2 separate regions of the Homo sapiens genome follow, and region 2 is linked to region 1. The links are chromatin contacts, found by Hi-C or POLR2A ChIA-PET in ENCODE. All regions are on one chromosome and are shown on one strand. The core of a region is the stretch at or near the end of the contact, and the rest is flanking DNA. Distances in the headings are between cores, read along the strand shown. Region 1 has its middle 4.2 kb from the start of LINC02771. Region 2 has its middle 28 kb from the start of TATDN3.

What was found. Hi-C counts contacts between places; a loop is a spot of excess contacts on that map. ChIA-PET counts read pairs that join two places held with the same protein, here RNA polymerase II (POLR2A). Pooled maps may share reads with other maps.
Region 2: a loop to region 1 is called in a pooled map, with 2.8 times the contacts of the local background. The contact joins two enhancer-like sites. A Hi-C loop is called at or near these places in 2 of 50 pooled maps. POLR2A ChIA-PET finds 5 or more read pairs at or near these places in 5 of 52 experiments (GM10248, OCI-LY7, activated CD8-positive, alpha-beta T cell and 2 more).

The regions. Positions count from the first base shown.
Region 1 is chr1:212,475,366-212,478,849 of GRCh38, reverse strand. No RefSeq gene overlaps it. Among named protein-coding and RNA genes, the nearest start is that of LINC02771, 4.2 kb to the right of the region's middle. Within about 2 kb of position 1,534, at least 3 of the 41 ENCODE cell types and tissues checked have a DNase peak (open chromatin) inside an H3K27ac peak, as active enhancers do.
Region 2 is chr1:212,817,533-212,821,367 of GRCh38, reverse strand. No RefSeq gene overlaps it. Among named protein-coding and RNA genes, the nearest start is that of TATDN3, 28 kb to the right of the region's middle. Within about 2 kb of position 1,572, at least 2 of the 41 ENCODE cell types and tissues checked have a DNase peak (open chromatin) inside an H3K27ac peak, as active enhancers do.

The DNA.
Region 1 (3,484 bases), core at 285-2,784:
GGCTTTGACTCTTGAGGGAGAGACAGGTAATTAGAGACGGTGCACACCTGTAGTCCCAGCTACTCAGAACACTAAGGTGGAAGGATTGCTTGAGTCTGGGAGGTCAAGCCATGGCAGTGGGGTCGAGAGTCCAGCAGTCCATGGTAACTGGTAGCAGAATTCACACAGGCATCCTGACCCCGAGGCTGAGCGGCTGTGACTAGGTTCTTAGCTACCTGGCCTTCAGGGTGTTCCCTGCCCATTTTCCCGAACCTGGTTTGCCAGACACGAATCAATCCTGTAAACCATCCAATATTCTTTCTCATAAGCTCGTTCTTAGCTTGAGTTAGCCAGAGTGAGTTCCTGCCGTTTGCAGCAAGAGCACTCACAGATACAATCTATAGGTTGTCACACTTCACCCCTCTCACTCACTGCCCCACTCCGTGGTGATGTTAAATAAAATTTATAGGAGCCCATTGTTTTGGACTGAGGTCCTACACTAGGCCCCAACAGACCAAGCCAAAATGGAGTCACTCGTGCTAAGTGCTGCATAATCAAACTGAAACTTTATGAAGCAGGAAAATCCCCTAACAGATCATGTTTTCCTAAAAATAGGAGATTTATGGCAACCAATTGGAAAGGGCCCAGTAAACCTGAGCTGGCACGATAAGATAGTCCTCTTTCCTTTAACCCTTATAAGGAAAGCAACCTGACGTTAACTCATCTGCTTTTTTGTGGTATTCTGTTTCCTTGTTCCTGCTCAAGCTACCTTACAATGGATCTGTCGTGCCGAGTGGAACTCCCTCTATTTTGGAAGATATGCTGTCTGATTCCTGGATCACTAATAAAAGCCAAGTAGGGCTAGGCACAGTGGTGCATGCCCGCAGTCCCAGCTACTCAGGAGGCTGAGGCAAGAGGATCACTTAAGCCCAGGAGTTCAAGACTGTAGTGAGCTATGATTGCCCCATTGCACTGCAGCCTGGACAACAGAGTGAGACTTTGTCTCAATTAAAAAAAAAAAAAAGGTTGGGTGTGGTGGCTCATGCCTGTAATTCCAGCACTTTGAGAAGCCAAGGCTGGCAGATCACTTGAGCACAAGACCAGCCTGGGCAACATGGTGTAACCCCTTCTTTTACAAAAGAAATAGCTCAGCTTTATGGTGCGCATCTGTAGTCCCAGCTACTCTGGAGGCTAAGGTGGGAGGATCGCTTGAGCCTGGGAGGTCAAGGCTGCGGTGAGCCGAGATCGCACCACTGCAACTCCAGCCTGGATGACAGGGCAAGACCCTGTCTCAAAAAAAAAAAAAAAAAAAAGGAAAGCCAATTACTTGTTTCACTATGTTGAAATTTTATTTTTTAACAGTGCCCTTGGTTGGCCAGCTCTGCGCATAAAAGTGAAGATGGCGTGGCAGATGCCAAGAGACCCACAAAGGGGCTGTGCAGATTCCGGGAGTGAGATGTGGCGGTGTCTGGAAGGACAGAGCAAGAAGAGCAGGTCTGGGGTTTCCCAGGCCAGATGCTTGTCTACCCTCTACTGCTCTCTAGTGGCCAGAGTCCAGAAGCCGGGCAAGCCTTTCAGCTTTCCTCCTCAGAATAATGTCAGAGCAAGTGGGAGCACAGAGGAGAAGCTCCCGGCTCTACAGGTCAGAGGACACAGTGCTTCCACTGAGCGTCATAAGTCTTTATAATGGGGCCAGACCAGCTGGCAGGGCTGTGACAGGCAAGGTGCAGGGAATGACATGGGCAAAACCATGGAGACTTGAGATTATATTGCACCGTCAGAGAATGCAAATTATTTGGTAGGACCAGAAGCTAGGGTGTGAAGAGGGTGGTGAAGAATGGGCCTGAGACCAGTGGAACAGAACAGAAGCCTCAGAAATAACACCACACATCTACAACCGTCTGATCTTTAACAAACCTGAAAAATAAAAAAGAAATGGGGAAAGGATTCCCTATTTAATAAATGGTGCTGGGAAAACTGGCTAATCATATGTACAAAGCTGAAACTGGATCCTTTCCTTACACCTTACACAAAAATTAATTCAAGATGGATTAAAGACTTAAATGTAAGGCCTAAAACCATAAAAACCCTAGAAGAAAACCTAGGCAATACCATTCAGGATATAGGCATGGGCAAGGATTTCATGACTAAAACACCAAAAGCAATGGCAACAAAAGCCAAAATAGACAAATGGGATCTAATTAAACTAAAGAGCTTCTGCACAGCAAAAGAAACTACCATCTGAGTGAACAGGCAACCTACAGAATGGGAGAAAATTTTTGCAATCTACCCATCTGACAATGGGCTAATATCCAGAATCTACAAAGAACTTAAACAAATTTATGAGAAAAAAAAAACCCCATCAAAAAGTGGGCAAAGGATATGGAACAGATACGTCTCAAAAGAAGACATTTATGTGGCCAACACGCAGGAAAAAATGCTCATCATCACTGGTCATTAGAGAAATGCAAATCAAAACCACAATGAGATACCATCTCACGCCAGTTAGTATGGCGATCATTAAAAAGTCAGGAAACAACAGATGAGATGCTGGAGAGGATGTGGAGAAATAGGAATGCTTTTACACTGTTGGTGTAAATCAGTTCAACCATTGTGGAAGACAGTGTGGCAATTCCTCAAGGATCTAGAACTTGAAAGACCATTTGACCCAGCAATCTCATTACTGGGTATATACCCAAAGGATTATAAATCATGCTACTATAAAGACACATGCACACGTATGTTTATTGTGGCACTATTCACAATAGCAAAGACTTGGAGCCAACCCAAATGTCCATCAATGATAGACTGGTTAAAGAAAATGTGGCACATATACACCATGGAATACTATGCAGCCATGAAAAAGAATGAGTTCATGTCCTTTGCAGGGACATGGATGAAGCTGGAAACCATCATTCTCAGCAAACTATCACAAGGACAGAAAACCAAACACCGCATGTTCTCACTCATAGGTGGGAACTCAACAATGAGAACACTTGGACACAGGGCGGGGGAACATCACACACCAGGGCCTGTCAGGGGGTTGGGGGCTGGGGGAGGGATAGCATTAGGAGATATACCGAATGTAAATGACAAGTTGATGGGTGCAGCAAACCAATATGGTACATGTATACCTATGTAGCAAACCTGCACGTTGTGCACATGTACCTTAGAACTTAAAGTATAATAAAAAATAAATAAATAAAAAAGAAGAAGAGTGGGTTTGAGAGATGGCCTGAGGCTTTGCCTAGAAGGGAGTTTGGAATGCATCATAGACCATTGAAAGCCTTCCAAGGGTTTAAGCAGGGGCATAATATAGGGATTCCTCCTAGAAAGAAACATTCTCAAATTTGCACTTTAGAAAGATCATTTTAGCAAGAGTGTGGAGTATGGAATAGAGAGTCTAGTAGCTGAGGCCCTGCCCTCAGCTAAGCAATGTCAGTGGGGACAGAGAAAAGAGAACCCATTCATCCTTTATTCATTCATCTAAGACATATGCCAGGCT
Region 2 (3,835 bases), core at 323-2,822, 340 kb before region 1:
AAGAACCATAGAGACTCCACTGCCACAGACACTGGGCATAGACTGTGTGGCTAACACACTGCCACCTTCTGCAAGCTAGCCTCAGAATATTGCCATTAAAATCCCTGCCACACTACCCACACTTGTAAGCATGGAGTAAGCTCAGTACTGGCTTTTTAAAATCAGTGTCCTGGTTGCAAGAGGGGCTGGAAAGTGATTACTTGGCAGTTTTAACTTCTATAGTGGGAAGCAGGTTTGCTTAATAAGGTGAGGCATTCCCCACACAAAGGGAACTCACATATGGGATGACCAAAAACAAAACAAAACAAAACAAAAACAACAAACCTGTCTAACGTCCATCCATGTGAACCGCAAGATCCCTTCTCCCTCCCTAATACTTCCCTCAGTTATTGCCTGTACACTCAGAGGCCAGCCCCCCAATTCAGAGTTCCTGATTTGCAATACTCTAAGGATGGCCTGTGAAGGATGTCACTTAAGCTCATGTAGATGGCAGACTGGGAGGCATTTGATATTTGGAAAACAGTGCTGGGATGGAAGTCAGGGTATTATAGTTCTAAATGTATCACACATTAGCTGTGAGAATTTATACAATTTAGTTAAATTACTTGAGCCTCAGAAGTAATCCACAGAAAAGTCTTGTACACACATTAGGCTCTTAACACTTTCTGTTCTTACATGCTAGGCAAGGTTCTCAACATGTACAACTTTTTTTTGAGACTGAATCTCGCCTTGTTGCCCAGGCTGGAGTGCAGTGGCACAATCTCAGCTCACTGCAACCTCCACCTCCTGGGTTGAAGTGATTCTCCTCCTTCAGCCTCTTGAGTAGCTGGGACCACAGGTGCATGCCACAAAGACCAGCTAATTTTTGTGTTTTTAGTAGAGGCAGGGTTTCGCCATGTTGGCCAGGCTGCTCTTGAACTCCTGACCTCAAGAGATCCACCTGCCTCAGCCTCCCAAAGTGCTGGGATTACAGGCGTGAGCCACTGTGCCTAGCCTCAATATGTATAACTTAAACTACTAAACTGAGAAATGAGAAGTTATTTGCACCATTTTTAATACCTAAGGCATAAATACTACAGATTTTCATGAATTACAGGAATGCTCACTAAAGAAGTCATCTTTTTTGGAGATATGTGTGTTTCAGAATTAGCCAAAGAGGAAGGGTTTCAGGAGGTCCTATTAGGATATTTTTGCTTAGAGTCCTATGTTTAAACTTGTAGCACTGGTAATCTTTGAATTATCTCATCTCTTTCCATTTTATCTTTTTTACTGACTCTGTAATCATCAGTACTGACGTTGTCATAATTTATAAAGGACAGTGAGATTTGCCTATGCTTGAAAAGCTAAGCTCTAACAAGCATAGAACAGTCTCTGGAAACCCTTTCTAAGTTACTCAGATCCTATAAATGAAATGAAAATTTACATATGCTGCTTTGAAGTATTCTGTCAAAAGCACAAAAGGGCAAGAAAGGGCAAAGGCAAGAAATTAAACTCTGAAGTATGAGTGAAGCTTGACCATGCAAAAACGGGATTCCCCTTCATGTTTAGTTTAGAAGGCGGGCTTGGAGAGGGGAAGGAAATGTGCAACAGCAAAGTACGGAGGGGATTACGACAGGAAAATAGTGAACCAGAGATAAAGAGCAAGCAGCAAGGTGATTAAATGAACTCTTAGTTACAAAATAATGAAAGAAAAGAGCCGATAACAATTCTTTAAAGAATAAGACAATTTCATCTGATTCTTACTCAAATAAAGACAAGAGCTAGAATAAGAGGGCAACCCATCTTTCTGGGACCCCTCTCTCATCCAGACAGCTTTCTTCCTTTTGCTTATTAAACTTCTGCTCTAACCTAAAAAAAAAAAATTAAAAGAAAAAAAAGAAAGAAAGAAAGAAAAGAAAAAAAAGGAGCTAGAATACAAACCATTTCCTTTAGTAAGGAAGGTCACCATATGCTGCGGCAGTGTGGCGAGGGAGGTGGCAGATCTCTTTTTGCCTTTCAGTTGAGGGGAGAGGGTGTTCCTATAGAATGCAGAAAGACTTGTTCCAGGCCAAAAGAGTTTATTCCTATTTTTCAGAATGGTTCAACATTAGGAAATCTCTGGATGGTATTTAGTAGATTTATAAGTTAAAGGAGAAAAATATGTTTCTCAAAAAACTGTGGAAAGGAGGCTGGGCTCGGTGGCTCACACTTGTAATCCCAGCACTTTGGGAGGCTGAGGCAGGTGGATCACCTGAGATCAGGAGTTCAAGACCTGCCTGGTCAACATGGCGAAACCCTATCTCCACTAAAAATACAAAAAATAAGCCGGGCGTGGTGGCGGGTGCCTGTCATCCCAGCTACTCAGGAGGCTGGGGCAAGAGAATCACTTGAACCCAGGAGGTAGAGGTTGCAGTGAGCCGAGATCGTGCCACTGCACTCCAGCCTGGGCTACAGAGTGGGACTCATTTAAAAAAAAAAATGTGGAAAGGTATGTGATATCCAATAGCCATTGCAGATTGAAAGATAAATATTTTTCTCTATTGCAGTCAGTTTAAGACTTACTGCCTCCATTCACTAATTTAAAAATATTTGAGGCTGAGCATGGTGGCTCACACCTGTAATCCCAGCACTTTGGGAGGCCGAGGAGGGCGGATCACGAGGTCAGGAGTTCGAGACCAGCCTGGACAACATGGTGAAACCCCGTCTCTACTAAAAATACAAAAAAATTAGCTGGTTGTGGTGGCGGGCACCTGTAATAGCAGCCACTTGGGAGGCTGAGGCAGGAGAATCGCTTGAACTCGGGAAGCGGAGGTTGCAGTGAGCCGAGATTGCACCACTGCCCTCCAGCCTGGGTGACAGCGTGAGACTCTGTCTCAAAAAAAAAAAAAAAAAAATTGAGAGCATATCATATTGCAGGCCTTGTTTCAGACTATGTAGAAGATGCAAAAACAAACTAAAATTGGTTTGTTCTCAAAAGGCTTGCAATTTCTAAAGATGGAAAACACATACACAGGTAGCTATAGTCAAAAGGAATATGTGAAAGTGTCAACGAACTGGTTTATAGTACTTTGTTCTACATTGCTATAGTGTTGCTGGAAAAGAGACTCCAAGAGCCAGTCCTTGGGTCTAGCACAGGGAAGAACTGGAGAGGAGTCACAGAGCACAGTGAAGGAAGAAAGTTTATTAGAACTACTCTGTTAGAGAGTAGTAAGTCCTCAGAAAGCAGGAGGAACACACTGTCCTTGGGTAGTGTCTCTACTTAGAAGAAACTGTAAGGAGCTATGATTAAACTTGGAATGTGCATATATGCTCACTAAAGGTCAAGGCTATTGGTGCTATAATGACCATTAATCCTTCAAACTAAGCCTACTCATTAATGTTATCTTTGAGTGAAGTGGGCTGCACTCAGGACATCTGGACATTCTGCAGGCTTAGTGGGAGATGTTCTGCATGACCATAATTTTTTTTTTTTTTTTTTTTTTTGAGACAGAGTCTCACTGTTGCTCAGGCTGGAATGCAGTGGCACCATCTTGGCTCACTGCAACTACCACCTCCCAGGTTCAAGCGATTTTCATGCCTCAGCCTCCTGAGTAGCTGGGATTACAGGCATGCGCCACCACACCCAGCTTTTTAAACTATTAATATTTTAGTAGAGACAGGGTTTTGCCATGTGAGCCAGGCTGGTCTCAAGCTCCTGGCCTCAAGCGATCCACATGCCTCAGCCTCACAAAGGGCTAGGATTACAGGTGTGAATATTTTGTAATTATAATACTTGTGGCTATTTTCAGACCTTAAGTATTAATATTATAACTGCCTTGTGAGAGCCTAGCTACTCACTTTAAGATGGGGTCACTCT